Linked DNA regions of Mus musculus: regions 1, 2, 4, 5 and 6 are each linked to region 3. The links are chromatin loops, found by intact Hi-C in ENCODE. Cell type or tissue: left cerebral cortex. All regions are shown on one strand.

Region 1 (5,000 bases), 160 kb after region 3:
TGGCTTGGAACCACAGCTGCGAACACCAGAATTGCTAAGACATTAAAAAGTGCAAGCCAGGCATGGTGGCGCACGCCTTTAATCCCAGCACTCGGGAGGCAGAGGCAGGTGGATTTCTGAGTTCGAGGCCAGCCTGGTCTACAAAGTGTGTTCCAGGACAGCCAGGGCTACACAGAGAAACCCTGTCTCAAAAAAACAAAAAAAGAAAAAAAAAAGTGCAGACTCCTGAGAATACAGGGAGATTAACTTCTGGCTACACTTGTCTGTCTTCAGTTTCATGTGAATTTTTTAACAGTATCCACAGCCACTTAGGACAGCAGATTGCTAATGGCCCACCAGTCATTTTACCATGTCCAATCCACACGGTGTCCTGTGAGTTGAGAGTTCTCCTTCCTGGGAGCCTGTGCTCCATCCTCACCAGGAACAGACCCAAGTTGCCCTGAACCCTTTCTGCCACCTCTTTCAAGTCCCACGAGGAAGTCAGTGACAGCAGAAGCCATGTCCTCTGGCTCCTGAGGAAGGTTTTCTAAGCCACCCTTGGTGAGCCTGGTATCTAAGTGGTATATCCTGGCTACAGTATGTCTCATTTGGGGACAGACTAATTCTCGGTGTCCTGGCTTTGCAGAACGAGTATCAGAAGAGCGTTTTGTAAGCCATGCAGTGTCTGTACGGCATCTGAAGGAAGGGGCAGTTCTTGCATCTTAATCCCTGACAAGGGTGCTGAAGCAGGATCGCTTGTCCTTCAAAGGCTCCTTCTGGGGTTCAGGTTTTGTGCTTTGCTTTGAGACAAATCCTAAGCTACCTTCCTCAGTCTTCTAATGGCTACAAGTGTGCACCCCCATGGCTGGCCCAGGATTAAGACTTCTAAGAACCCTCTGTTTACTCTTTTGTCAGAAACAACTCCCTAGGCTCCAAGTAGTACCACAGCTGCAATGAACCTCTGAGTTTCCTCCAGAGTTCAAATCTTGGAGGAGATTGGCAGCTCTTAAGTGAAGGAATGCAGGAGAGTCAAGATCTTGAGGCCAGCCTGGTCTACATGGAATGTCTTAGGGGGAAAAAAAAAACATAAGCCTTGAATTCTGAGCCCTCTGAGAAGGAAGCCATGCTAGGGCATCCAACAAAGAGCTCAGACATCAACTATGCCTGCAGCCTAGAAGCTGAGGCGGGAAGATTTTAAGTTCAAGGCCAGCCTAGGCTACACAGTGAGACCGTGCATGCACACTCCCCTCTGTCTCTATAGAAAGAATCACAAGCTGAGCTCTAAATACAAACTTTATTTCTATTACAAGGAAATAGACAATTAGAACAGTAAAATAAAAAGGGGAGGGGCTGGCGCCTCCGTCCTCATGAGTAGGAGTGGCCCTGGTAGGGGCAGCATGAACAAAGCAGTACATTCCTCATCAAGAACAGAGAGAGGTGGGTGAGTGACCCGCAAGGACGAAGGTGGCCTCCAGTCCGTGTCCCTGCCAGACATGTGCCTGTGTAACACGCTGCACACTCAAGCTTAGGTCCCCACCAGGAGGATGCTTCTCACTCTGAGATCCCAGAACCCTTGTCTCTGTCCATCAGGACCACAAAGCACCAAGAAGCAGTGGTGATGACATCACTAAGGATGGAGCCCTTATGGGCCAGGAGGGCCACAGACACTCAGCGCTGATTTCAAGGCTGCTCAACAATGGCAGCTCGGGCCTCCCAGCTAGCCCTCCCTCAAACCCAAACACACACAGCACAATCGCAAAGACACAAAATGGCCATAACCTAGGAAAAATTACAATCTGGTGTCTCTCCTGCCCAGTAAGCCCGAGAGGCAGCTGGACATTGCACCAGCATGTTCTGTTATGCATGGGGTGGGGTGGGGTGGGGGCTGCAAGAGCCCCCAGAGTCACCATCACTCCTCTTCCTCCTCCGCATCGCCTGCTCCCTGCTGCTTTGGAGGCTTGGCCTGTTGGATAAGTAGTGAAAGGACAGACATGTTGAAGCTGCCTGGTTCCAAGAGAGCTTCCCTCGAAAAAAGCCAAAGAATGGACCCTAAGCTACTAGGTGTGTACCCAGCACATTCTCTGAATTTGTAACCCCACCAGCCCCAGCCGTGTGTGCATCTGCCCTGAACGTCACTGCAGGATCCCGGTTACCTTTGCTGCTCTGCTGTGGTAGCCAGCAGCTGCAGGGCTGACCCGAGAGCTCCGACCACCTTCACTCCTCCCACTGTAAACAAAGAGCAGGAGTCAGCATGCTGACGTGGGAACTCAGAGGAGATAGGGAGGCGGCGCCATCAGGCAAACCCAGACCCCTCAGTGAGCCTGGTGGGGGCCACCTAGGTAAAGCACAGGCTTAACAAGGGTGAGGTTCTGGGATCCTCCCTTAGCACCACTGGTGAAAAAAAGGCAAAGCCCTCCATGGCTCTTTCCTAATGTCTGTGACCACGCATAGAAATAAAGGTATGAGTTTTTCTAACCTCCCCGCATTATTCTGCATGTGTGCAATGTGGGTGGATACATTTGCTATGATGTGTGTGGTGGCCAGAGGACAACTCAGTTTCTGAAGATCAAACTCAGGCCATCACACTTCCATGGCAAGTGCTTTGAGCAGAGCCCTCCCAGCAGCGCCAGACTACCTGCCCCTGCTTTCCTCAGCCACTGTCGGCTCCATCCTGGGGCTGCTGCTTACCCAGCTCCGTACCTCCCAGGGGATCCATGAGGAAAAGAGGGCGCAAAGTTTTCTGGATAGAGATTTTGAATAGAGTGGATCACTGGAGCGTGCCCGGATGCTATGGGCCCATTCTGGCTGCCCCGCATCTGCCCACGGATGTCCTGGCTATCAGAGTTGTTGAGTTTCAGCACACCGGGAGGGCTACGCTGGCAGTCAGACCTGGGCCCTGACGGTAAGTTCAACAGTCGGTTGCAGGAAGCCACATTGTTCATGGTCCTGTTAGGAGACATCGAGTAGGTGGGGCCTTTCACTGATTCCGGCTTGACATCATCCATGTAACCAGATGACAGGTCTCCTGGGAAGAGAAGGTGGCAGTGGCTTTAGGGGGAAGGCTACTCTAGCTGTTACTAGCAGACTGTCATGGCAGACAGCCCACTCTACATGCTGATGTTATGATCCTCAAGGCCAGCCTCCTAACTGCTCAGCAAACAGATGTCAGCAAACGATGAAAAGCCGTTTGCACTTGGCTTTGTGGTGTGAAGTTTCAGAAACACGCACCCAGCAAGATGGTTTAAAAAAGGAGTCAGGAGCCACAGCTTACTGCGGCACTGTGATTCACAGCTGTCTTGGAAGCCATAGCCTATAAAGTCTGCACTTAGGTCAGCTTGGGGTAATGTGGGGACCACTTAGCCTCAGCAGAGTCCCCCAAGAGACCCTCGTGCGTGGGAACGGGAGGCACAGGCAAGCCTCCCAGGGAGCAGGAATGCGAAGCAGGCTAAGGAGGCAGTGGCTGCAGCCTCACTCCCTAGCTCAGCCCCAGTGGATACCCTGGTGTTTGACCCGCCTCCTGGACAGCTCTGCTGAAGTGTTTTCTGGCTGCGAATCCTGGGCTGGGATGCCCTCCACTGCACGGTGGTTTGCTGTGGCTGGGCGTTGGTCACACTGGTCCTTTAAAAAAAAAGAAGAGAAGAGAAGAGAAGAGAAGAGAAGAGAAGAGAAGAGAAGAGAAGAGAAGAGAAGAGAAGAGAAGAGAAGAAGAGAGAAAAAAGAAAAAAAAGAAAAGAGAAGAGAAGAGAGAAAAAAGAAAAAAAAAGAGAAGAGAAGAGAAGAGAAGAGAAGAGAAGGAAAGGAAAGGAAAGGAAAGGAAAGGAAAGGAAAGGAAAGGAAAGGAAAGGAAAGGAAAGGAAAGGAAAGGAAAGGAAAGGAAAGGAAAGGAAAAAGAAAGAAGAAAATGAGTACCCGGGATGCTGGGAAGAGAGGTGTCAGCAGGTTGGGAGACCATCCCGCCCCACACACAGCAGACCCCGACAACCAGCTTACACATCCTGGAAACCAGGAGGAAGCCGAGTCCTGGAACTAGAGTGGAGCCACCATGGGCTCCTGAGGCTCTGGGCAAGGAAGAAGCAAAGGCTGGTGGTCAGAAGAGCATGCTCTGTCTATAGTGTTTGTGTCATGGCTTAGGTGACAAGCAGCGTTTTTGTCCTTGAAGTGGGAGATGTACAAAGAGCAATGAAAGGCTGGCGCCTGCCCCACTAGCTCTTCATACAACTGATGGCTTTGGGCGGGTGGGGAGCATTTTTCCCCCCACTAACCACATAGGATCCCAGACTGGAGAAACTGAAAAAAGGACTTTCGAGTATGCAGTGTAGCACCCTTCTTTCCAGAAGCCCCGGGAGGAGTTCAGAGCCAGGGCACCACAAAGGCAGAGCTGGAGCCCAGGTCTCATGGAGCACAACTCTCATGGAGCACAGGAAAGCCTGCCGGTCAGTCAGGCTGCATCTGTCCACTCAGGGACATGCTTTCTCCACCCTCTACTCAGCTGTGATGCCATGAGCTCAGCAGGGCTCTGCGGACAGAGTGTAGCTGGAGGGTGGAGAGCACCCCAGGGATTCTCACCTGATGGTAGAACAGCACCTCCTCTTCCAGCTGCACCCCACAGAACTCACAGGGGATGATGATGCTGTCTTCCACAGCAGCTGAACTGCTCAGGCCCATTAAAGTGTCAAACTGGTTACTTGTTGCTTGTTGTAGAAAGTTCTGGAAGATGGTACCAGGATCTTCCACACCCCTGATGGAAGAGCTGCCCGTATTGAGTGAACGTAAGGCATGAGAAGGGTTGCAGCTTGTCTGTCATCCAAAAGACATGTTAAAAGTAAAGAGAGGTCAAGGAAAAATTACATCAGTAAACACTTTCGCCAAGAAACTACTGCCCCTGAGTGCTGCGGTGCTGGAAAGGCCAGAGTTCAGCTCCACTCTACTGCTCCCTCCTGCACCTGTGCCATCCATCACACCATACCATCACACACGGGACCATACCATAAATAGGGGCCAAATAGTCTTTCATCCTTACT
Region 2 (5,000 bases), 67 kb after region 3:
GAGCACACCCATAAACCTAGTATAGGGCTCTCAGCCTTCCTAATGATGCCAGGACCCTTTAGTATAATTCTTCATGTTGTGGTGACCCCAATCATAAAACTATTTTGTTGCTACTTAGTAACTGTAATTTTGCTATTGTTATGAATTATAATGTAAATATCTTATATATAGGATATCTGATATGTGACCCCTGTGAAAGGGCCAGTGCACCCCCAGAGGGTTGTGACCCACAGGTTGAGAACCACTGTCTTAGTACTTGGGAGGATGGAGAGCCATAGTTACTTAGTGACTTTGTGGCCAGATTGCGAAGGAAAGACCACAACAAGAGAGAGAGAGAAAAAATGGTGCCTCACACCTGTAATGTCAGCATCTGGGGAGCTGAGCAGGAGAACCAGGCATCTGAGGCTAGCCTGGGCATCATGGTGAAACTCAGGCAAACAGGGTGTGTGTGATGTCAGCAATAGTAACCAACACTCATGGGAGTGCATGGCAGCCATGAGGTAGGGACCTCTCCTAGTTAGGATTGTTACTGTTACTATGAAACACCAGGACCAAAAGCAAGCTTGGGAAGGAAGAGCTATATTTCATACTTCCACATTGTGGTCCATCACTGAAGAAAGTCAGAGCGGGAACTCAAGCAGGGCAGGAACCCAGAGGCTGAACCCGAAGCAGAGGCCGTGCAGGGGTGCTGCTTTTTTATGGGATCCAGGACCACCAGCCCAGGAATGATACTATTCATAATGGGCATACCTTACAGGCTTGCCTCCAGTCTGACCTCTTGGAGGCATTTTCTCAGTTGACACTCCTGTCTCTCAGATGGCTAGAGCATGTGTCACGTTGACATACAGCTGTCCAGCACAGCACTTTATATTATCTCTGCTTTGCAAGTGAGAAACCTGCAAGGTTAGTAACACCCCCATGCCATGGAGAAGAGGTAGAGCCAGAATGCAAACCCCTACCCTACAGCCTGTCCTCTTCACTGCTCCGTTCTCCTGTGTGTCTGTAAGAGGGACAGCGAGAGCCAGGAGGGAGAGCGACCTCATAGCAAGGCTGACAAGGCCAGCTGAAACCCTTCCTACAAGCACTGCCACTCTGTGACTCAAGGCTTCCTTCTGTGCTTTCTCTCTTTTGACCTTCTAATATAGAAAAACACCTTCATGTCAACATTGCTGCTTTAAATCACTCTCAGAAACATAGTTTAATATCAAGGTTATGAAGACATTTCGTCAGCATTGCTTTTAGAGGTCTTCTGTCTGTGTGTATTTTCTGTTTTTTTGTTGTTGATATCACTAGAAAACAACAAAATAGGAATTTTCAAAAGAAGTCTGATTAGGAGCCTAAAATGAAAACTTTAAAGAGTAGTCTTCAGGATCATTAAATAGCTGTCTGTTTTCATAGTCCTGGCCTCCAGTTTGGTGTATAACATCTCAGATGGTCAGTTCGCAAGTCGTGCAGATCTCATAGATGCTGCTGGAAGCTCGCTGGGGCGTGGTGCTCTTGTACCAGGATTGGGTAAGACACGCCTGTTTCCTTGAAACCTGGGTGATTGATTTTGAAGAATCTTGTCAAGTCTCTGTGGCACTCCAGTGTTCTTAAAAGAGAGAAATGCTAATACCCTTTAATTTAGGGACTCAGTGTGCAAGCTCCCATGTATAAACTTGTCAGGTGAGCTGCCATTGAAGACACTGAACATTAGATTGTAAAATGATACCATCACAGTCCTTTCCATACAGATGTGTTCCTCTGAACACATGGTAGAAAATGACCAGGTGCTGTACATTTGGCTTGCTCTTTGTCCCAACTACTAGGGAACACACTGAGGGGTTTTTGACTCATTATTGTGCGTGGTTGTTACCTGTTCGTATGGTTTCGTGGCCTTTCATGAAAGCCACCTGAGTGCATCCATCCCAGGAGCAGACCATATGGATGAGCTGTCCCTTCTCACACAGGAGCTGAGCAAAACTGTAAATTAAATTTAGATTTTATGCTCAGTCCCAATTTAGTCTGTTGTCATGTAGATCTTTGGGGGTAGAGTGTGGCTGTCAGCGCTGGGGAGAATTCCTGTCCTTTGCTCTTTGGGGGTGTTGTAGGAAATCTGTTGGGGTGTGCAGTGGCACAGCAGCTGTGTGAGCCGTGTTGTTTGCAGGTGCCTGTTATGATACCATGAACAACATGCTATGGACTTGCTCAAATGACTACATCGACCAGTGGTGCAATCCTGGGAACCAGGCCTTCCATTACGTGTGCCAGAGACTGGGTGTCAGCCATATCATCACCGAGCCCAAAGGTGAGCAGCACGCTCAGACCCAACTGTGACAGACTAGAGGAGCAGCGGTAGCTGGGGACGTGGCGACCGCTTCCTTTTTGGAATTTGAGGAGAAACCCTCTGTTGTCTGTGACAGGAAGGCTGGCCGTGTGGAAGGAGAAGGCATGTAGTTCAGTGGAGGTTTCGAGGAACTTGTAGGCTTCTAAAGAGAAACCCCTATTTCCCTCCCACAATCTAAACTTAGATGTAAAATTTAATTACTGGTGCTAGAGAGGCCTCGTGTAATCTCAGCACGGGAGAGGCTCAAGGAGGAGGACTGCTCTATATTCTAGACCGCCCTGGGCTACAGAGTGAGTTCTAGTTTAAGGTGGGCCAGACTGAGGTCTTACCTCAAAACAAAACCCAAAAACATTGATTATTGGTTCTCAGGCTAGAATCCCCCTAAGTGCTGGGATTAACAATGTGTGCCACTGTGCTTGGCAGTATTGACATTATTAAGAGCAACTGTCTTGATAAGGGGGAGAGAATAACTCAGCAAATTCTCTCTGTGTAAAGTATTATTAAAACAGACATTATCAACAAAGTAAGAACCATCTATATCCAGGTTTTGGAAATTGGTCAGTGGAGTCACCATATTAAAAACAACAACAGGGGCTGGTGAGATGGCTCAGCAGTTAAGAGCACTGACTGCTCTTCCAAAGGTCCTAAGTTTAAATCCCAGCAACCACATGGTGGCTCATAACCATCCATAATGAGATCTGATGCCCTCTTCTGGAGTGTCTGAAGACAGCTACAGTGTACTTATGTATAATAATAAATAAATCTTTAACAACAACAACAGAGTGCTGAAGAGATGGCTCAAAGATTAAGAGCACTGACTGTTCTTCCAAAGGTCCTGAGTTCAATTCCCAGCAATGATATGGTGGCTCACAACCATCTGTAATGACATCCAATGCCTTCTTCTGGTGTGTCTGAAGACAGCTACATTGTACTTATATACATTAAATAATTCTTTAAAAAAATAAAAACAACAACAGAAACATCAACAGCAGCAGCAACAACACTCAGTAGGCAGAGGCAGTGGATCGCTGTGAGTTTGAGGCCAGCCTACTCTACATAGTTCATTCTCGTCCAGCCAGGGCTACAGAGTGAAAGCTTAAGCAACCAACCACCTCCACAGTCCCCTCAGCCTGCTGGGTTAAGGCAGTGGAAGCCTGGGGTGTTTTTAGCTGAGGCTGCTTTAGTCTCCATTCAGCCTTGGTCATGATAGCCATTCTGCCAGGGTGGGGCCTATTGTGAAATCAGCAGCTTTGCTTCCTGAGGGCTGACTGGATTTGGGGCTGAGCATCTGCAGCAGCAGCAGCACCACCAACACCTCTTGCGCACGCTCGACTGGCCAGGAAGAACGACGCTGCAACAGGATCCTTCTGCACACGTTTATTGGGAGAGCTTGATTGTAGAAGCGAAAAGACCTCAAGCCCAGAACTGGTGCTGCTTTTATAGGCCTAGGGCAGGCGTTCTCTCTCATCTGATTGGTTAACTTGTCTCTCATCTGATTGGTTAACTTGTCTCTCATCTGATTGGTTAACTTGTCTCTCATCTGATTGGTTAACTTTTGTCAATTCTCAAAACCTCACCTTGGCAAAAGAACCTTTACTGGCTATGTATGTGTGGTGGCCAGCTGTAGCCAACTGCCACTCTGCAACTGCCACTCTGCAACTGCCACTCTGTAACTGCCACTCTGCAACGGCTTCCCACAAACACCACCACTACCACCACCACCAGCACCAACACCAGCACCACCACTGTCTTTGGTACCAGAGAGAGAAAACCAGACTCAACAGAACAGCAAAGTATCTGGAAATTTGATGAATCTCTACAGGGGCCTCCGTATAGTGTCCTTAGTAAGGGACACTGAAGGACCTTTGTTGTATGCTCATGTCTAGATAAATGTAAACTGAAAACATTGTCAGAGGGCCAGATGGAAGTTACATATCAGGGCAGAGTTTACAATTGCCAGAGCTGACACAACACACCCAGCCTTACAAACAGATCCATATAGAATCAAAGTCTTACTAGCTCAGGAGGTTGGGGTGCCACCTCTGACTATCGGTTAAGTCACCAAGTCTTGAAATAAAACCCAGACCTGGGAGTATGGCTCAGTGTACAGCAGACTGTCAGAAGGAGCAAGACCCTGGCTCACATTCCTAACATCAGACTCAAGAATAGTAACAATAATGAAACAAGGGGTTAAAGAAAAGAAGCCCAGCTACACTAGAGACACTCAGATTCTGGGCTTTTTAGAAGATAGATTTAAAGCAGCATTATAAATATGTTAAAAAATAAAAACTGGGCTGGTGAGATGGCTCAGTGGGTAAGAGCACCCGACTGCTCTTCTGAAGGTCCTAAGTTCAAATCCCAGCAACCACATGGTGGCTCACAACCACCCGTAATGAGATCTGATGCCCTCTTCTGGTGTGTCTGAAGACAGCTACAGTGTACTTACATATAATAAATAAATAAATCTTTAAAAAATAAAATAAAATAAATAAAAACTAACTGAAAATGTCTTGGAAATTTTGAAGAAAAGTGTGATGACTATGACAAGTGAATAGAAACTCTAATAAAGAAATACACAATTAAAAATTGAGGCAGAGTCTCATGTATTCCAGGCTGGAATCATATTCACTATGTAGCCAAGGATCTTCAACTAGTGACCCTCCTGCTTTCACCT
Region 3 (5,000 bases):
CAAGCACAATATGCAGACAGCAGGTTTCTGTGCTGCATCCTCCTGCAGTGGTCCCGGGGGCTCCCTCCTCCTACCCTAGTGTTACAATGGCACTGTCTCTGTGTCTCCAAAAACCAACACTCCTGCCGATAAGCAGCCAAACTCCAGGTGCCTGTCCTTGAGACCTTAGAGGAATAACAAGCTCAAGGGAGACACCCTCCTCTTCCCTCCTTGGACACTGTACATACATGGAAAAAAGGTAAACCGAGATCAGGTCACAGACAGTTACCACTGGACATAAAATTAGTCCTTGAGGGGCTGGTGAGATGGCTCAGCGGTTAAGAGTGCTGACTGCTCTTCCAAAGGTCCTGAGTTCAAATCCCAGCAACCACATGGTGGCTTCACAACCATCCCTAATGAAATGCCCTCTTCTGGAGTGTCTAAAGACAGCTACAGTGTACTTACATATAATACATAAATGAATAAATAAATATTTTTTTTAAAAATTAGACCTTAAGCAGACACCCATTACCCTCCTCCTGCTTCAGTACTATTCCACCCTCTACTCCCCTTTCCTGTGAATACTCACACTATTCCTAACTATACTGCATATAAACCCAATGTTTTCTGGACTCCAGTTGCTTGCCAGCGTTCATGTGGTGAGTGTGAGGTGGGTGATCCAAGTTCGAACTTGAAAATGAAAGACTTTTGCTAGTTGCAAGCGAACTTTGCAAATCCTGGGCTCGACTGGCTTTCCCATGAACTCAGGGCACAACAGGGTAAGACAGGGATGAAGTTAAAGAGTCTGGGAGCTACAGGGAATTGTGTAACACTATCACTGAGCTAGGATGTGCCCATGGGGAGTTTGTGAGGTCCCTAGGGAACCAGGCCAGGTGCACTACAAATTAAAGTGTAGGCTACCAATGCCATACTTTCGAATGATCAACATGTGTAGAGTCTAGGTTAAGAGAGATACTGGGAGACAGGGAACTACTAACGTAGATGGTGGTATTCTTTTTTCTGTTTGTTTGTTTTTTGTTTTTCAAGACAGGGTTTCTCTGTGTAGCCCTGGCTGTCCTGGAACTCACTTTGTAGACCAGGCTGGCCTCGAACTCAGAAATTCACCTGCCTTTGCCTCCTGAGTGCCGGGATTAAAGGCGTGTGCCACCATGCCTGGCCCAACTAAAAAATTTTATTTTATTTTATTTTATTTTATTTTATTTTATTTTAATGGAAGGGATCTCAGTGTATAGCCCTGGCTGTCCAGGAGCTTGCTCTTTGGAACAGGCTGGCCTCAAACTCACAGAAATCCATCTGACTCTGCCTCCTTAGTGTTGGGACTAAAGGTGTTCGACACCATGCACTTTGTTTTTTTGAGATAAAGTCTCCCTGCATACCCCTGGCTGTCTTGAAACTCACTCTGTACACCAGGCTGCCTCTGCCTCTGTGTCTGGCTCTGATGTAAATTTTTTTTGTTGTTTGTTTGTTTGTTTGTTTTTGTTTTTTCGAGACAGGGTTTCTCTGTGTAGCCCTGGCTGTCCTGGAACTCACTCTGTAGAACAGGCTGGCCTCGAACTCAGAAATACATCTGCCACTGCCTCCCAAGTGCTGGGATTAAAGGTGTGTGCCACCACACCTGGCTTTGATGTAAACTTTTAATAATTATTTAAACAACCACCAGGGGATGGAGAAATGCTTCAGCAGTTTAAAGCACTTCTTGCTCTTGCAGAGAAAGAACTCAGGTTCTTCAATTCCCAGCACCCACGTGGTGGCTCACAACCGCCTGTAATCCCAGTCTCAGAAGATCCAACGCCCTTCTTTGACCTCTGAAGGCACCAGGAACTCACATGGTTGCCGCAGACCCTTTTGGTCCCTTGTCTGTGTGGAACGGGTCTGTAGTGCAGGTGGGCAAGGAGTTGGTGGGAATTGACAGACAAACTCGACACAAGGAAGTGTGGATCTGAATGTAATTTGTCAAATCGAGCATCAAACTTTTCATACAGAAGAAATAGGGAAGTTGGGTGACACACCGGCAAGGTACAAAGAGGTTACTGGATTCTTACACAAAACAGGAATGTAAACACAGAAGAACTGGCAGGAACCAGCTGGGGTAAAATTCAATGTTAACAACTGGGATCAAAAACAGCTGTGCGCCACGCCCGGCTTAAAAAAATAATAAAAAAACAAAAACAAAAACAAAAACAACCAAGTATGCTGTACATGTCACTGAGAGAGGGTTGAGGCAAGAAGAAGTTCAAGGCCAGCCTTTGTCTGTGTAATGAGTTTAAGGATAATCTGAGTTTCAAGAGATCCAGTTTCCAAAAATGTGGGCCACCCACCACTGGGATTGTTTTTGTAGCAGGAATGAATGAGGATTTCTACAGATTTCCAACCTGGAATATGTAATTTAAGGCAACAATGCCTCGGCAGCCCACGAGGGGGCGCTGAGGGCATACAGCATCCTTCAGCTGTCCAAGGGAATGGCATCTTGGAGATCTTAGTATTCAAAGTCGCTTCATCTTGGGGGTTTTTTGTCAAAGCCAAGGCTGTCCCTTAGTTCTGCTAATCCAGTGGGGCTCTAAGAAGATTTTCTAGAATCCCTTTCATCGGATTTCTTTGCTTTTCTGTTCGCACACCCACCCAAGAGCAGAAAAATAAGGAGACCCAAAAATGAACCTGGCCTACTGGATCCCTTATTTTTTTTTTTTTTAAGATTTATTTATTTATTATATGTAAGTACACTGTAGCTGTCTTCAGACACTCCAGAAGAGGGCATCAGATCTTGTTACAGATGGTTGTGAGCCACCATGTGGTTGCTGGGATTTGAACTTCAGACCTTCGGAAGAGCAGTCAGGTGCTCTTACCCACTGAGCCATCTCACCAGCCCTACTGGATCCCTTATAAAGGAGATAGCAGAGTGTGCTTCCTCTTCGAGAACGCGATCAGTGGTATGGGAATAATCGCCGCTGCGGGTTCATGTGTGTTTGACAGATGTGTTTTTACACTTTTTCCTGTCTTTGTCAATTCCCTTATAGATTAGCCTGGCAGCTCTTTCTAGAACTCTCTTTTAGCTGTACTCAGCTTCGGAGCGACTGCTTATCTCCGTGCCACACTTGCATGTTTGGGCACCCAAGACGGATTACAGACCCAGTTCAGACAATCAGCCAGAACAGAAATGCCAACAGACGGGCAAGATATTGCAAAATCCCCGAGGGGCCCTAGCCTGAGCCAAGGCCAGCAGCATTGCACCAGCAGCTGGAGCGCTAGACGTCCATTGATAAGCTCACCCCGTCTGTCTTGGGGAGTTACCGCTCCCACACGGGTGGGTGACGGACAGGTGTCTTCCCGCTTGTACCCTCTTCCTCTGAGCTCTTGACAAGGGGCTGCCGGGACAGCATGGCCCCTTTCCCCATCTTGATTCTTTGTTCTCCAACCCCCCAAAACAAACAAACAAAGAAACAAACAAATAAATAAGGTACAGAGGATAATTCCAGCTGGATGTGTGTATCCACCTGTAATCCCAGGACTGGAGGTGGTGGTAGAAGGATCAAGAAGTTTAAAGTCATTCATGGCTACAGAGCAAGTTAGAGGCCAGCTTGGGCTATGAGCCTTTGTCAAGAAAGAGAGATGGCAGCCGGGCAGTGGTGGCGCACGCCTTTAATCCCAGCATTTGGGAGGCAGAGGCAGGTGGATTTCTGAGTTCGAGGCCAGCTTGGTCCAGGACAGTCAGGGCTACACAGAGAAACCCTGTCTTGGAAAACACAACAAAACAACAACAACAACAAAAAAAACAAAACAAAAAGAGAGAGAGAGAGAGAGAAAGAAAGCACAAGAGAGCGGGAGTGATGGCTCAGCAGTTGAGAGCCTTTGTTCTCACAGAGGGCTGGCGTTCAGTCTCAGAGCCTGTTGCTTCAGTTCTAGGGAATCCAATGCCTTCTTCACTCTGAGGCCACCAGGCACACATGTGGTGCACACGTTATAATAAAATGAATAAAAAATTAGAAAGAAGGAGGAAGGGCACAATTAAAAAAAAAAAAAAAAAAAGAAGGGGCTGGTGAGATGGCTCAGTGGGTAAGAGCACCCGACTGCTCTTCTGAAGGCCAGGAGTTCAAGTCCCAGCAACCACATAGTGGCTCACAACCATCTGTAACGAGATCTGATTCCCTCTTCTGGAGTGTCTGAGGACAGCTACAGTGTACTTACATATAACAAACAAACAAACAAATAAATCTTAAAAAAAAAAAAAAGAAGTCCTAAGTCATCCATTGGGGATGTAGCTCAATTGGTAGAGGGCTTTCTTAGAGTTCTCTGATGCATAGATATGCCTGAGGAAAACACACCCACTCCTGTAAAATAAGATCAATAAATTTGTTTTGTTTTCTCCAGACAGAATTTCTGTGTAGCCGGGGCTGTCCTGGAACTTACTCTGTAGACCAGGCTAGCCTAGAATTCACAGGAGACTGGGGTCTCTGTGTAGCCCTGGTTATCTGGAACTCACTCTATAGACTCGGATCCACCTACTTCTGACCCCATGTTGGGATTAAAGGCATCACTACTCCACTTAGATAATTTTTTGGGGGGGGGGGGGTTAAAGACAGGGTTTCTCTGTGTAGTCCTGGCTGTCCTCGAACTCAGAAATCAGTCTGCCTCTGCCTCCCAAGTGTTGAGATTAAAGGTGTGTGCCACCACCGCCCGACTTGAGCAGAGAATTATTTTATTTTATTATTTTATTTTTTTTTTTTTGGTTTTTCGAGACAGGGTTTCTCTGTGTAGCCTTGGCTGTCCTGGAACTCACTTTGTAGACCAGGCTGGCCTCGAACTCAGAAATCTGCCTGCCTCTGCCTCCCGAGTGCTGGGATTAAAGGCGTGCGCCACCACGCCCGGCTGAGAATTTTTTAAAAAAAGATTTATTAATTATTATATGTAAGTACACTGTAGCTGTCTTCAGACACACCAGAAGAGGGCATCAGATCTCATTATAGATGGTTGTGAGCCACCATGTGGTTGCTGGGATTTGAACT
Region 4 (5,000 bases), 170 kb after region 3:
AGCTGCTGAAATTCACCGATCCCTGGCCTGAGGCCCTGCTTGTCCTAGGGCCTCATGGAAGAGGCCCCATACTTGCTGAATTAGATCAAGTTGTGCATGGCTTTTAACTCTAGCTTCTCCCACTTGATGGTTTGGGGTTTGCTGCTTCCTGATAGACAGTAAACTTTACCCACGGGGGTGGTGGGGGGGGGGAGGACTGGGAGGGAGCGGCTGGAGAGATGGCTCAGCGGTTAAGAGCACTGACTGCTCTTTTAAGGGTCCTGAGTTCAAATCCCAGCAACCACATGGTGGCTCACAACCATCTGTAATGAGATCTGAAGCCCTCTTCTGGTGTGTCTGAAGACAGCTACAGTATACTTACATGTAACAATAAGTAAATCTTTTTAAAAAAAAAAACAAAAGTCACCCTCCTAGTCACTGACCAACACCAAATTTGTTTTCTCTTGAGACAGGATCTAACTGTATAGCCCTGGCTGCCCTGGAGCTCCCTGTATTGACCCAACTGGCCTCAAACCCTCAATGCTGTCTGCCTGAGTGCTGGCATTAAGGACATGCACCACCACACATGACTCTGAATGGGTTATGAAATCGAATTCCCTTTGAAATGTCTTTTTACTCATTAGTGTGTAGCAGGGATGCTGTTAGCGTGGCTTTGGGTCTGAATCAGGTCCCTCCTCTCGCTGTGCTGTGTAGGTTCCAGAGATTAAACGCTAGTTATCAAGAGTAAACAAATACATTTACCCTCAGAGCCATCCCAAGAGTCCTAGGTTCCTTTTTATCTAGCAGGAAGTGAATCTCTGGATCCTTGGCAATGGAGGCAGTGCACAACCCATCTTCTTCTCCAAAGCTGCTGGGACAAACATACTGTCCGTTTGTGTTAGTTTACATTTTATTGGGTTATAGTTACACACAGTAAAGTTCATAAATATTTTATTATATTTATTCATTTGCAAGCCAGTGGTGATAGTGTACAGCTTTATGTCCAGCATTCCGGAGGCAGAGATGGGTGGCTCTCAGAGCCAGCCTGGTCTACAGAGTGAGTTCCTGGGCAGCCTAGACTACACAGAGAAACCTTGCCTCAAAAATATAATAATAGTAATAATAATAATAATATACACACAAAGGAAATGTATTCACGATTGTACAGCCAAGCCATTCTGTTGTTGATTGTCTTGTTAGCACCTACAGTAGCAGCTCCATCTTCCCTCTTTTCTCCATTAATTTCTGTGTCCATGGACTTGCCTGAGGATTTCATATGAAAGGAAGCATGCAACTGGCAAATCTTGTGGCTGGATTTATTTAGTTTATCTATCTGTCTGTCTGTGTATATATCTGTCTATCTTCCCATTCATCTATCATGACTGTGTATATCTATTTGTCTGTCTGTCTATATGTCTGTATGTCTATCTGTCTACCTATCTTGCAGAGCATCTTCTACCTCTGCCTCCCAAGTGCTGGAATTACAGGTGTGTGCCACCACACTTTTTATGTGGTGCTGGGGCTCGAACCCAGCGCTTTGTATCTGCTGGGCAAACACACTGTCCACCTCCAGCCTCTTTCCCATGCTTTCTTTTCTGTGCTGGAGGTCACAAGTTACACTGTGCGCTGAGCGCCTGCCTCAGCCCTGGTTCCGTTTTTTGTTTTTTGTTTTTTTTGTTGTTTTTTCATAGTCGCAGCAATATCCATTATTACTGGGGACACAGTTGTGAAACCGGCGCTAGAAATCAGTTCCCCATGGGAGGCACTCGGCTCTGGAACATTCTGGGGGTGTGTTTTCTGAAATGCAATGTGCACACTATTTTTCCAGTTCTGAAACAGAGAGCCGTTGATGTATTTGTCCCAGCTATTGAAGAGAAGGAGGAATGATTGGAGGTTAGATTGCGGGCCAGCTACGCTGTTTGGGCAGGAAGGAGGGGGTTCAGCTGACATCTGGACACTCATACATATTCATACAGAGGACAGGGATTGGACCAACATCCTCAGAGCATGCTGGGACACCTTCCAGGCTGTCTGGTTACCAGGCAGAGTTCCCTGGAGTTGTGGCTCTATCCCTCCCCTGATAGCTTCATCCTTCAGTACCTGCACAGAGCCGGCTGGTATCTGCAGCAGCAGGAGATGCCTCACAATCACAATCTTAACCTGGTTAGGTTTTTTTTCCCAGAAAACTAACTCTCTCTCTCTCTCTCTCTCCCTCTCTCTCTCTCTCCCTCCCTCTTAGCTCTACCTAAGAAAGTAAATACCCTACCCAGCATGATGGCACACACTGTAACCTTAGCAGTTAGGAAGTAGAGGCAGGAGGAGCAGGGATTTAAAGTAATTCTCAGCTACATAGAGAGTTCAAGGCCAGCCTGGGCTACACAAGACCTATTTTAAAACTGAAAGCCAGGGCTGGAGAGATGACTCAGCAGTTAAGAACACTGACTGCTCTTCCAGAGGTCCTGAGTTCAATTCCCAGAAACCACATGGTGGCCAACAATCATCTGTAATGGGTATTTGATGCCCTCTTCTGGTGTGTCTAAAGACAGCTACAGTGTACTCACATATACCTTTACAAAAAAATCTTTAAAAACAAACAACAAAACTGAAGCTAGGCAGCCAGGTGGTGTCAGCATTTCTTCAATCCCTGTGAGTTTGAGGCCAACTTGGTCGACAAGGCTATGTAGAGAGACCCTGTTTCAAAACAGCCCAAAATACAAAAGAACTTGAGAGTAAGTGGCCTCACCTTATTCCAACAATCTGAAGACATAGGGGGTGGTGGAGAAGTGGGAGGTTGGGGGGTGGGGAGATGGGAGGATGGGGGTGGGGAGGGGATATCTGTGAGTTCCAGAATGGTTACAGCTACACAGGGAGAAAGACCCTGTCTCAAAAGCTAAATAAATAAAAACCCAATGGGAATAAGGCAGGCAGTTTACAGTGTGAATGTGTGTGTGGGGAGGGTGTTGAAATGCCTACCTTTAGGTTTTTATCAGCTTGACAGGAGCTAAAGTCATTCGAGAAGCCCTCTTCAGCTGAGAAAATGCTTCCATTGGACTGGGGTATCTTCTTGACTAAAGATTCATGCTGAAGGGCATAGCCCACTGTGGCTGGTATCACCCTGGTCAGGTTGGTCTGGGGTATAAAAGAAAACAGAGCAAGCCGTGGGGAGCAGGCCAGCACGAGCCTTCCTCATGGCCTCTGCATCAGATTCCTGCCCTGAGTTCCTGTCCTGACTTCCCTCAGTGACCTGGAAGCTTAAGACCCTTTCCTCCCTGGGCTGTGTTTGGCCATAGTGTTTATTCCAGCAATAAATACCCAACTAAAACACCTCTTGATGGCATAAAGCTAAGCTCCTTTGTAGAGATGGCTTAAAGGCTGCTTTCACAGAGGGCCCAAGTTCACGTTATGAACCATCCACACAAGGGTTTATAACAGTCTCTAAACAATTCCAAGGCGCCTGACACCCTCTTCTGGCCTCTGCTGGCAGCGGACAAGCATGGGGTATCCAGACATACATGCAGGCAAAGCATCCATGCCCATAAAACATAATGAAAAAAAGTGTAAGCCGGGTGTGGTGGCGCACGCCTTTAATCCTAGCACTTGGGAGGCAGAGGCAGGCGGATTTCTGAGTTCAAGGCCAGCCTGGTCTACAAAAGTGAGTTCCAGGACAGCCAGGGCTACACAGAGAAACCCTGTCTCGAAAAACCAAAAAAAAAAAAAAAAAAAAGTGTAATACAGAGAACAACACTAGGGAACCACAGAATATGATTAAACTGATCAAAAGAATAGAAACACACATGTATCCAAAGCAAGGGCTACAGAGATGGTTCAGTGTTGTTCACTACAGAGTGCTTGCTGATCTTTTTTTTTTTAAGATATTTATTTTATGTATGAGTGCTCATTCTGCGCCATTCTGTACACCATTGCGCCAGAAGAGAGTGTCAGATCTCATTACAGATGGTTGTGAGCCACCATGTGGTTGCTCGGATTTGAACTCAGGACCTCTGGAAGAGCAGTCAGTGCTCTTAACTGCTGAGCTATCTCTCTAGTCCTGGTTTATTTGATTTTTTTGTTTTGAAGATTTATTTATTTATTATATGTAAGTACACTGTAGCTGTCTTCAGACACACCAGAAGAGGGCGTCAGATCTCGTTACGGATGGTTGTGAGCCACCATGTGGTTGCTGGTATTTGAACTCCGGACCTTTGGAAGAGCAGTCGGGTACTCTTACCCACTGAGCCATCTCACCAGCCCGGTTTATTTGTTTTTGTTTTTGTTTTTGTTTTTGTTTTTGTTTTCTGCAGACCAAGTTGACTTCAAACTCTTAGAGATCCGCCTGCCTCTGCCTCCCAAGTGCTGGAACTAAAGACCTGTGCCACCAAGCATGCTTAGAAACATACTTTCACCACGAAATCGACAAAGATCTAAAAGTTTGAGAAAGGACTGAATGGACAAGAGAAAGTCCCTTTTTACCTGCGGATGGTAAGTGCAAATTGGTACCACCTTGGTGAAGGAAATACTTACCTAAGCCTTAGATGACAAAGCAACTCAAGTCTCAGCAACTAGAAATCCAGACAGCAGGAGGATAGACGTTCAAGGTCTTTAGTGCTGGGTCATCTTGAGTATGTAGTGAGTTTGAAACCAGCCTGGTCTCCAAACAAAACCAGGTTGACTTGATGACAGTTGAACTACATACATCTAAATAATGTGTAAAAGAACTCTACATATAAGGCTGGGTATGGTGGCACATATTATTAATCCCAGCATGTGGCGCTAGAGGCAGGAGGATCTTTGTAATTTTGAGGCCAGCCTGGTCTACATATTGAGGGCTAAGACAGACAGACAGGACTACACAGTGAAAAAAAAAAAAAGAGTCTAAAAAGCCAGGCAAGGCAGCTCACAACTTTTTAAAGGTGGTTGAGTCAGGATTATTGATGTGAATATCAGACAAGCTTTAGATCCATAGTGAGACAGTCTCCAAAACTCCATAAACAAGGCTCAGTGCTTGCGGAGCAAATGAGCAA
Region 5 (5,000 bases), 84 kb after region 3:
CTCAGCTTGATCCACAGGGTGGCACTACAAACACAGCCAGTCCTTTACCAGAACCAGGAACATTTTCACACCTAAGATACAAAGTTGGTGTTCGTGTGACTTAATGAGTGGCTGTGGTCTGACCAGCTGTGAGTGTGCTAGTGTCAGACTGACAGCCTACTGGACATACATTGTCCTGAGTTCTTGTTAGCTGAGAGTTAAGTGCAGGAGGGGACGGGGAGGTGGCCTCACTAGTAGGCAGCTAGGACTGTGAGGATGCAGTGTGACTTGCAAGTTCATGTCGGGAGCTACCTGGGTAACACATAGATGGTTTAGTCTCTGGCAGTTCTGGGGGTGGGGGGGATCTGGTTAGTTGATATTGTTCTTTCTGTGGGGTTGCAATCCCCTTCAGTCCTTCCCCTAACTCTTCTATTGGGTTCCCTGGGCTCAGTCCAGTGGTTGGCTGTGAGTATCTGCATCTGTACTGGTCAGGTGCTAGGAGAGTATGGATGGGTCCATGGCTTCAGCTACATATGTATCTTATCTGGCATCAGTAGGAAAGGAGGCCCTTGGTCCTTGGAGGCTTGATGCCCCAGCGTAGGGGGTTGCCAGAAGGGGTGAGGCGTGAAGGGAGTACCCCTTAGAGACAAAGGGGGGTCTTGTGGAGGGAAGACCAGGAAGGTTGGCAACATTTGAAATGTAAATAAATAAAATAATTAGTAAAAAAAATTGCAAGAGTTAAAACAAAAAATTAACCAAACAAGCAAAAAAAGACATACAGATGGTTTATGTTTTAGACGGCCTTGCTGCTTAAAACCCAGTGTCCAGCGTTTGCCGAGATGAGCTGTTCCCCATGTGGCACCTCAGACCAGAAGTGCAGGCTTTTTCCTGATGAGAGGTAATGTGTGCATGCGGTGAGAGCCTTGTACTCCTTTTACGAGGGTTAGCTAACTGGAAAAGAAAATATTTTAGGGCCAGGATTCCATAGCCAGCTACAAGAGTATTCTAAATTTAAAGGGACAAGTTAGACTGCATTTCCCTTTAAGTGAAGGAACCTGCTCAAAATTGACTTGAAACTCTCACTACAGTGGACATACAAGAAAGATTGAGTTTAGTAGATTAACTTTCTTCTTTGTTCTTTGCGGTTCCCATTGTAGCTGTGAGTTGTTGTTTTGTTTTGAGACAGACTCTCACTGTATAGTCTGCATAGATACAGTCTATCTATGCAGAAGACAGGTCTGCCTTCTGAGTGCTGGGTCTGACCGTGTGCACAACAACCCCCCTACCCTACCCCACCCCACCCCCACCCCCGGCCTGGCTCCCTTGTTTTTGTTTTGGTTTTGGTTTTGGTTTTTGGTTTTTCGAGACAGGGTTTCTCTGTATAGCCCTGGCTGTCCTGGAACTCACTCTGTAGACCAGGCTGGCCTCGAACTCAGAAATCCTCCTGCCTCTGCCTCCTGAGTGCTGGGATTAAAGGCGTGCGCCACCACCCCCGGCCTGGCTCCCTTGTTTCTAAGGAGACAGGGGATCCAGGGCAGAAGCTTCCCTGTGTACAAGCTCACTGGGGAGCTCAGGCTGCCCTTGGACCCTGAGCCTCCAGCATGTGCCTCCCTCCCCAGTGCTGGGCCTATCTTCTTATCATACACATCAGTGAGCCTCTGGTGTCAGGGCAGATCTGGAGCAGAGCTGAAACAAAGGAAGTGACCTCATGCAGCCAAGTCCAGAGTTTGAGTTTGTGTTCCACAGCCTCAGGCTCAGGCTCTTGCAAGCTCGATGAGAATGGAGAAGGGGCTTTCATGGTCACCTCTCCTGAGTGAAACTACACTGGAAAGAACTAGAAACTCGTGGAAAGCAGCCCAGCCTGAAGTCCCACCCTACACTTGTGATGGGTGATAGTGAGGCCTTCTCCTGGCTGCTGTTGCGCATCCCCTTGGAGGAGTAGGAAGTGCACGTGTGGTGCGTGAAAAGTGATGCGATGCCTACTGACAGGACAGGAGGAACGTGAGCACAGAGCATTTCCAACTACCTTCCCTTGCTTGTCAGTGCTTCCATGGTAGAGTGTTGTCATGCCGTGTGGGTGGGGAATGGAAGACTGGTTTCTTAACTTGTCTTCTGCATTTCTAGTTTGTTTTGGTTTTGTTGTCCTTGTTAAGCTGCACTTCTTTCTCTTTCTCCGGTTTTAGAATGCTAGAAGAAAAGGAAGAGCCAGGCTTCCTCACTGGCTTAAAGATCCCCGCCCCATGGGCTGCTGGGAAGACCGTGGAAACAGTACACCCTGTCAGAGACAACTATAAGTTTAAGGAGACTGTTCATATCCCAGGAGCTCGCTGCCTGTACCTACGATTTGACACCAGATGTTCGTCACAGTACGACTATGACAAAGTAAGCAGGAGCCAGTTGTCACTGCTGCCTCGACTTAGCTGCTTCTTATTTTCCTTTGCATTGCTCTCCATGCCTCACCCATTTCTGCCTCGGGGCCCTCTCTGGAGACTCCCTCAGGTAGTGCTTTGGCTGGTGTTGACTGAGGAAGTTGAAGAGCCTTACCTCTGTGTCTGACTGCAGTGCTGTAGGCGTGCAGACATTGTCACTCTAAGCACCCATGAGCTTGATTGTAGACAGAGGACTTCCTGTGGCTCTGCTGCCTTCTGCCTTCCCTCTTGACAGTTGTGTAGGTGTGTGGTGGCTGTTGATCTGGAATGGTCTCACTGCCCTCTTCTGGAGGCTTCTTATGTGTCCTGTGGAAGAAGGTGGCTTTTAGAAGGGTTCAGATAGGCCTGAGTCTGGCTTGCTTTTTCTTCTTCGCTATTATTTCAGACACCTACATAGATTTTGAGGACTTAACGACTTAATGACCATTCAGAAAGGGCAGGGTTTTCTTCTGTTGCTGTTGAGTTGGAGTCCTGAGGAAAGGCTGAGGAAAGGACACACAGACCAGCGCTGCGCATGCTGTCTGCTGCTGGTCAGCCACAGGGCACCTCTGCCCGGGGCAAATGGAGTACAGACAGATGTCTTAATCTCGTCAAGGGAGGCTTTTAGGTTAAAGGTAAATTAGCCACACTTACCTTGAGATGGTGAGACACACAGCCAGATGTTAAATCTTCCTCCCTGTTAGATTTTAGGAGAGTCAAGCATCTCAGATATTTGGAGGAGTTGAAAATGTGTCCTGAAAACTCACCTCAGCCTGCAGCTAAGATGCTTCATGGAGCCTGGCTCTGGCTGTCCTTGCCTCCTCTGTTCAGGCGGAGTGTCTGCAGTGCCTCATGTGCAAGCAGACGTTACCCCTTTAGTTGGTATTGTTTTGGTTTTTCTTTAAAAAGTGATAATTTGCCTCTTCTGGTATGTGCTGAGTTGTGCCTGCCACATATATTACAATTATGATGCACAAGGAGGCTTCCCACATAGACAAAAATATATTTACTTTCCCCATGTTTCCTGGCTGGTGTCAGCAAGAGGTGTAACAGGACAGAGCTCACGAGCTGACAGGCATCCAGAGTTAAAGATGGAGCTCTCACATCCTGGCTTAGCTGCCAGGGGCATCAGTGTACCATACGCTCAGGCTTGCTAGTTACAGAAGCCAGAGAGAGTGCTGTTTCCCCCCGACATACTTGAATGCCAAGTGAGTTGCCACTCTCTTCTATGATAGAAGCAGACAGTGAGGGCCAGATGACTCAGTAGGTAAGGCTCTTACAGCACAAGCCTGATGGCCTCTCATGTACTCCCCAAAGCCCATGAAAAGGAGGAGGAGACAACCAACTTGACAAAGTTGTCCTCTGGCCTTCCCACATGGGCCGTGGCACACAATCCCCCCATGCACATATACCATGCAAACACAACTTTAATAATAAACAAACCAGCCAATTAGATAAAACTGGGTGATGGGAGGACAGTATTAACAGATGAAAATTGTCCCTATAAGCAGCAGTCATCTATATTTTTGATCTATATTTGTGTCATTTCTTTATGCCATTAAGCAATGTTTTAAGAATGTGTGGCTTGTTTTTACTTTGTTGCATTTTTAAATCCTGATTTCTTCATTTTTTGTTGCTTTTATTTGTATTAGGGATTAGAACCTGCCTATATTAGTCACTACATTCATTTTGGGGAGGACTTAAGGGCCAAACTGCACCTGTTGTAAATGAGTTCTGATAACTAGGATGAAAATAGCAATCTGAGAACTACACACACACGGTATGATTAGTTAGATCTTAGTGTCCCTGTGCCAACCTAGATTTGAAAATATCAGAAATGTGCCTGTGAATAATTTCAATCATTATTTTTCTTTCACTGCCTTATAAATACCAATAGCTGATTGTCTCCAGACTTATATCAGCTAGACTTCAGATATGAGGATCTATTAGTTACATTATAATGAATGATACCAGGGTCTGGCTATAAATGTATTTTTTACAAATGTTTTTTTTACAAATGTTTTTTTGCAGCCTCTTTATTTGTAGATGTTGTTTTTGTTTTTCTTTTACAGTCTAACGGTCTATTTTCTGTTTTGAAGTTGGTGATTTACGCGGGGCCTAACACAAACAGTAGGAAGGTTGCTGAGTATGGAGGCAACACTCTGGGATATGGCAGCCGGAGTGTCTTAGGAACTGGCTGGCCGAAGGACTTGGTGAAGGTATGGGATCAAGTCACAACTTCTTTCTAGAAAAAGGAAGGTGTTCGTAGGTTCTTAATGGGCTTGAGGCTAAGTGTAACCCAGCAAGCATTTGCAATGGGACTTGAATTAGTTATTGCCACATTGCTAGGCCTATAGTTCACAGTTAGACAGGCACATAGTTAGCTAGTTAGGGCCACATTGGTATGGCTGTTGCCTTCCCACTTCTATTTAGAATTACCTTCCTTTTGCTTGTAGGACATCAGACCCCTGTCCTCACTGGAGCTTCAATCCATCCACAGGGTTCTTTGTGGTCACTGGGTTGTCAGAACTATTTCTTGGGGGTGGGGCTGCTAGTTTTCCCAGGGTCCTTTTCTGGACATTGACCATAGAACACTGCAGTTTAAAAGTTTTG
Region 6 (5,000 bases), 52 kb after region 3:
TGGGTCTTACTACATATGTAGCCAGAGCAGTGGCTGAGCCAAAGAAAGGAATGACTGAGAACTGTCTTCCATGTGCCCTGGAGGCGGCAGTATGCTGCGCTAATGGCTTTTATTTGGGTTTTTCATCTTTTCTTTTTTTTCTATTTTCTTTTTAAAAATCTGGTCCGTGCCTTTATTGGTTGTCATTTCCTCTTATATTAAATGCCAGTGTCTGGCAACAGGCATCAGGGTGCTGGTGCTGGGAGCACTTCATGCTACAGGCAGTGTGTACAGATTAAAGAGAGTAGGTCTGAAGTGTGTGTGTGTGTGTGTGTGTCTGTGTGTGTGTTCATGGAACAATCTTCTTGCCTTAGCCTTTTTTTTTTTTTAAAGATTTATTTATTTAATATACAGTGTAGTACACTGTACTGTCTTCAGACACACCAGAAGAGGGCATCAGATCCCATTACAGAGGGTTGTGAGCCACCATGTGGTTGCTGGGAATTGAACTCAGGACCTCTGGAAGAGGAGTCAGTGCTCTTAACCGCTGAGCCATCTCTCCAGCCCTTGCCTTAGCTTTTTAAGTTGCTGGATTAACAGGAGTGTGCCACCACATGTGGCTTAAATATATTCTTCCCCCAAGACAATCCCATGTCTGGCCTTGAACACACTGTATAGCCACAGATGAGCTTAAATTTCTGGTCCTACCTTCATGCTTTTGGTGCTGGGATTACAAGCATGTACTCCATGCCTGTTTTTAAAATCTAATTCTCAATGTTGGAATATCCATGTAGAGCAGATTTAAAGAACGTAGTAAATATTTTTTTATCACAGTATAACTTGAGTTAATGTCCATTTTCCTTTATTGTTTGGCTGTTGATGTTTATTTTACAGTCTATTTTATGAACTTTTATGTTCCATATAATTTTATGTGTTATTCTTAGATATAAATAACAGTTTTATTCTGATAAGGAACCTAATGAATTTTCCTTTTCGACTTTAAAGTGTCAGTGAGATGACACATCAAATTAGAATTTTTTTTGTCCTGTGCTAGGCATACTCATGCACTGGGGAAGCAGAGGCAGGTGGATTTCTGTGAGTTCAAAAGCCAACTGGGTCTACAGAGTGAGTTCCCAGATAGCCACATCTCTCTTGAAAAAAACCAAACTGAACAAACAAACAAACAAAAAGAATCTCTGCATCCCTCTAATGAAGGGCCTTTTTCCTAATCAGGTGTGCCAGACAGTGCCCATGCCCGCCAGCCCCCTTCCTGTGGGCAGCACCATGAGCACTGTGCACCTTTCCTCAGATGGCACTTACTTCTACTGGATCTGGTCCCCTGCCAGTTTAAATGAGAAAACCCCAAAGGGACACTCTGTCTTCATGGACATTTTTGAACTTGTGGTAAGTTTGAATTCATTGTGTATCACTGCAGAAGTGTATCTGTTTGCTTTCCTTTCAGGTCTATATACAAAGAACCTGCCACTTAAAGTACCCGTTGTGCTCAGTCTCCTCAGCACCGCTTTCCTCTTGCAGCCCTTGGAGGCTGCTGCTTTAGGGCTGTGTGGGGTCAGTGCAGTCTAGCTTTTTGAAGGCTCATCTTGCATGAGAGGAGGTAACCTTACTGCATGCATTGCAGTGGATGGTCTTAGCAGAAATGTGTGTGGGTATAACTGAAATATCAAGACGACCCTCCAGACAGAAGTGAGCGCCTGGGAAGTTGCAGTTGGAGCTATGAGGAGACAGTGGATGTCAGCTGAGTACTCACTGAGCCAATAGTGTTCTACCCTGCGGGTGGAACATAGTGATGGCCACGGGAGGTTGGGCTGCTGATCCAGTGGAGCTTGAGTCCTGGCGCAGGGCAGTTGAGCAGATAGGGTGACGGTAGTGGAGAAATAAAAGATTACCCATAAGCAACTGAGAAGATAAGTGATGATTTCAGGCCGTGAGGGAACCAGTGTAGTTTGCCAGATAAAGAACTTGGCAAAGCCAGGTGTGATGGCTTCCAGAAGGCTGGGACCAGAGGAGTGTCTATTTGAGGCCAGCCTGTGCTACATAATGAGCTTAAGGATGACTTGTGCTGCACAGCAAGGCAATGACTAAAAGAGGAAGAAAGAAGAGGGGCCTGGAGAGATGGCTCAGTGGTTGAGAGCACTGCCTGCTCCTCCCAGTACCTACATGGCAGCTCATAAACATTTGTGACTCCAGTTCCAGGGGATCCAGTGCCCTCATCTGGCCTCCATGGGCACTGCACAGACATGGTGCATAGACATACATGCAAGCGAAACACAAGAGATTTCAGAATAAATTAGTTAGATTAAAAGATATCTGACACAAGAATAGAAAATGCCCACACCATGGTACGTTACTGTGAAATTTTAGATTACTTAGAATAAAGTGAGAATTCTGAAGTGTCTAGAAATAAAACATACACACATAAAGGTGGGTGAGGAATTAAGAAAAAAATAGCCTAGTTAGTAGGTTTCTTGGTGCAAAAGTAGAGATGTGTTTTCATAACCCATAGGAAAATGATTCTCCAAGTGTGAAGACAACACACGGCTGTTCTTAGGTATCTGGCCGGATGGAGGGGATGTGACAGCTCAAATAGCCTTGCTGCGGCAGGAAGCAGATGCAGGAGAGGGGTCTGCTTCAGGTTGAAAGGAGGCCTTTGAATCATTTGGGGTCCTACTCAAACAAGTCACCCGAGGACTTTGTGACTTCATTTCGTTCCTTCCACTGGGACTCACTTGGCAGCACCTACACCTGCCGAGGCATCTTGCAGCTTCTGCCTTAGACTCTTGATCTTCCTGACTTGAGTGCTGAGATTAAGAGCTGAGCCACCAGGCCTGGCTGGCTCCTTTCTTCCTTCTTCCCTTTCTTTTTTTTCTTTGAGACGGGGTCTCACTATCTTAGTTAGAGTTTCATTGCTATAAAGTGACACCATAGGCCGGGCGTGGTGGTGCACGCCTTTAATCCCAGCACTCTGGAGGCAGAGGCAGGTGGATTTCTGAGTTCGAGGCCAGCCTGGTCTACAAAGTGAGTTCCAGGACAGCCAGGGCTATACAGAGAAACCCTGTCTCAAAAAACCAAAAGGAAAACATTTAATTGGAATTGGGACTAGCTTACAGTTTCAGAATTTTAGTTCATTATTGTCATGGTAGGAATCGTATCAGTGTGCAGGGAGATGCTGAGAGTTCTACAACTTGATCCTCAGGCAGCAGGAGGAGACTGTATGTCACATAGGGCATAGCTTGAACCTACGAGACTTCAGAGTCTACCTCCACGGTGACGCACTTCTTCCAAAAGACCACACCTATTTCAACAGGGCCACACCTCATAATAGTGCCCCTCTCTATGGGCTAAGCATTCAAACACATGAGTCCATGGGGGCCATGCCTATTCAAACAACTGCACTAGCCCTGGCTGTCCTCAAGTGTACCGAGGTCCACCTGCCTCTGTTCCCTGAGTACTGGCATCAAAGGCGTGCACCACTGTGTTTGGCTTTCCTGAACCTTCTCGAGGCAAGCATATCACACCACCGCATAACCTTCAGTCCAGAAGTGCCTTATCTTTTGCTGTTAAGTGGTCAAGCAGCCCTTTTCTTACTTGAGCTTGTAGCTATGTGCAGTGGTTGATTTGAACACCATCACAGAAACTGTTGACCCTTCTCTGCAAAGGCAGGCACTTCTGCTCACTCTTTCTTCCTAGCCTTATGTGCCCATCACCCTAGCCGTCATGCGTCACAGTGTGTTTCTGAGACCCTTCCCTCCACGCTGACTCCTCTTCCCCTCTTCCCTCATTTGAAATGTGGCTTTCTCCTGCAGGCACTCGGGCAGCTTCTCAGCCGGAGCCTGTCCAAGGAGCTCAGGTGCATAATTCACAGGAGTCTGCTGTCAGCAAGGCCTAACTAACCGGCTGGTCTTTCAGAATGCCTTATCATGACATGCCCTTTATGACTACTAAGTAACTAACCAGTATAGGAAGATAGTTAGCTTTATGATCTAAATAAATGGAGTGCAGGGGCCAGAGATGACTCAGCAGGTAAGGGAACCTGCTACCATGCCCAGTTACCTATGTTCAGTCCCCACTGCCCCTATGGTGAAAGGAGAGAATCACTTCTATAAATAGTCCATTGACCTTCAACAAGTACTCTGATGCATGTGTATACACACACACACACACACACACACACACACACACACACACACACACACTGTTTTAGTTAGGTTCTATTGCTGTATTAACACTGGCCAAAACCAACTTATAGTCCATCATACCAGGAAGTCAGGGCAGGAACTTAAGGCAGGAACCTGGAGGCAGAGCTGACGCAGACCCCACAGAGGAAAGCTGCTTCCTGCCTTGCTCTCCACTGCTTACTCAGCCTGTTTGCTTTCTTTCATTTTTTAAAATGCATTTTAAAAGATTATTATTTATTTATTTTACATTCTGACCAAAGTTTCTCCTCCTTCTTCTCCTTCTAGTCCCCCGACCCCCACTTCTCCTCTGTCCCCTACTCCCTTCCCCCTATATCCATCCACTCCTTGTTCTTTTCTCTTCAGGAAAGGATGGGCAAGCAAACATGGCATAGCAAGCTGCTATAAGCCTAGGCACATCCTCTCACTCGTATTAAAGCTGGATGAGGCAACCCAGTAGGAGGAAAAGGATCCCCAAAGCCTGCAGAGTCAGACAGCCCCTGCTCCTACTGTCAGGAGTCCCACAAGAAGACCAAGCTCATGCTGAGGGCATAGGCCAGTCCCATGCAGGCCAGTGTGGCATCCAGGAGGAGAAAGGCTGAGACACTGTGAGAGACGGCCAGGCAGAAGCAGCTGAGCTGAGGGGTTCAGCACCCACATAGGCCAGGGGCACCAGATCCCTTGGAGCTAGAGTTAAAGACAGTTGTGAGCCACCCTAGATGATGGGAACCAAGTGCTCTTACCCACTGAGGCATCTCTCCAGCTTGAGATTTATTCATGTTTTAGAATGGTTGTTGGTTGGTGTGTGTGACAGATTTACAAGGTGGC

The links. Peaks named below come from ENCODE experiments on the same cell type or tissue, not always from the same donor. Only the 100,000 strongest peaks of a DNase experiment are listed, where the experiment ranks them.
Region 1: it touches region 3 in a loop (2.8-fold over the local background); 30 of 42 quality-filtered maps call a loop at or near these places.
Region 2: a loop joins it to region 3, with 2.8 times the contacts of the local background. A loop is called at or near these places in 3 of 42 quality-filtered maps.
Region 4: a loop joins it to region 3, with 5 times the contacts of the local background. A loop is called at or near these places in 32 of 42 quality-filtered maps.
Region 5: a loop joins it to region 3, with 2.4 times the contacts of the local background. A loop is called at or near these places in 3 of 42 quality-filtered maps.
Region 6: a loop joins it to region 3, with 4 times the contacts of the local background. A loop is called at or near these places in 22 of 42 quality-filtered maps.

The regions. Positions count from the first base shown.
Region 1 is chr5:121,370,471-121,375,470 of GRCm38, forward strand. Trafd1 (TRAF type zinc finger domain containing 1) reads right to left here. Exons shown (of 12, transcript NM_001163470.1): 8 at 4,546-4,776; 9 at 3,477-3,597; 10 at 2,668-3,004; 11 at 2,133-2,205; 12 at 1,255-1,942. The coding sequence ends at 1,889. Among named protein-coding and RNA genes, the nearest start is that of Gm42020, 13 kb to the right of the region's middle. In left cerebral cortex, no CTCF peak of the experiment used is centred here; a DNase peak (open chromatin) is centred at 3,078.
Region 2 is chr5:121,279,658-121,284,657 of GRCm38, forward strand. Hectd4 (HECT domain E3 ubiquitin protein ligase 4) reads left to right here. Exons shown (of 76, transcript NM_181421.4): 10 at 1,399-1,512; 11 at 2,147-2,287. Gm52784 (a long non-coding RNA gene) reads right to left here and starts at 3,622. Exons shown (of 3, transcript XR_003955778.1): 1 at 3,439-3,622; 2 at 1,856-1,962; 3 at 1,468-1,538. In left cerebral cortex, a CTCF peak has its summit at 3,012 (motif pointing left); a DNase peak (open chromatin) is centred at 2,028; H3K27ac peaks cover 439 bases.
Region 3 is chr5:121,213,131-121,218,130 of GRCm38, forward strand. No RefSeq gene overlaps it. Among named protein-coding and RNA genes, the nearest start is that of Hectd4, 4.6 kb to the right of the region's middle. In left cerebral cortex, CTCF peaks have their summits at 1,664 and 2,405 (motif pointing right); a DNase peak (open chromatin) is centred at 2,401.
Region 4 is chr5:121,387,466-121,392,465 of GRCm38, forward strand. No RefSeq gene overlaps it. Among named protein-coding and RNA genes, the nearest start is that of Trafd1, 4.4 kb to the left of the region's middle. In left cerebral cortex, a CTCF peak has its summit at 2,474 (motif pointing left); a DNase peak (open chromatin) is centred at 1,896; H3K27ac peaks cover 224 bases.
Region 5 is chr5:121,297,283-121,302,282 of GRCm38, forward strand. Hectd4 (HECT domain E3 ubiquitin protein ligase 4) reads left to right here. Exons shown (of 76, transcript NM_181421.4): 20 at 777-877; 21 at 2,163-2,361; 22 at 4,487-4,606. Among named protein-coding and RNA genes, the nearest start is that of Gm52784, 17 kb to the left of the region's middle. In left cerebral cortex, a CTCF peak has its summit at 2,702 (motif pointing left); DNase peaks (open chromatin) are centred at 2,078 and 2,636; H3K27ac peaks cover 450 bases.
Region 6 is chr5:121,265,023-121,270,022 of GRCm38, forward strand. Hectd4 (HECT domain E3 ubiquitin protein ligase 4) reads left to right here. Exons shown (of 76, transcript NM_181421.4): 7 at 1,213-1,383. Among named protein-coding and RNA genes, the nearest start is that of Gm52784, 16 kb to the right of the region's middle. In left cerebral cortex, CTCF peaks have their summits at 424 (motif pointing right) and 2,221 (motif pointing left); DNase peaks (open chromatin) are centred at 2,098 and 2,534; H3K27ac peaks cover 205 bases.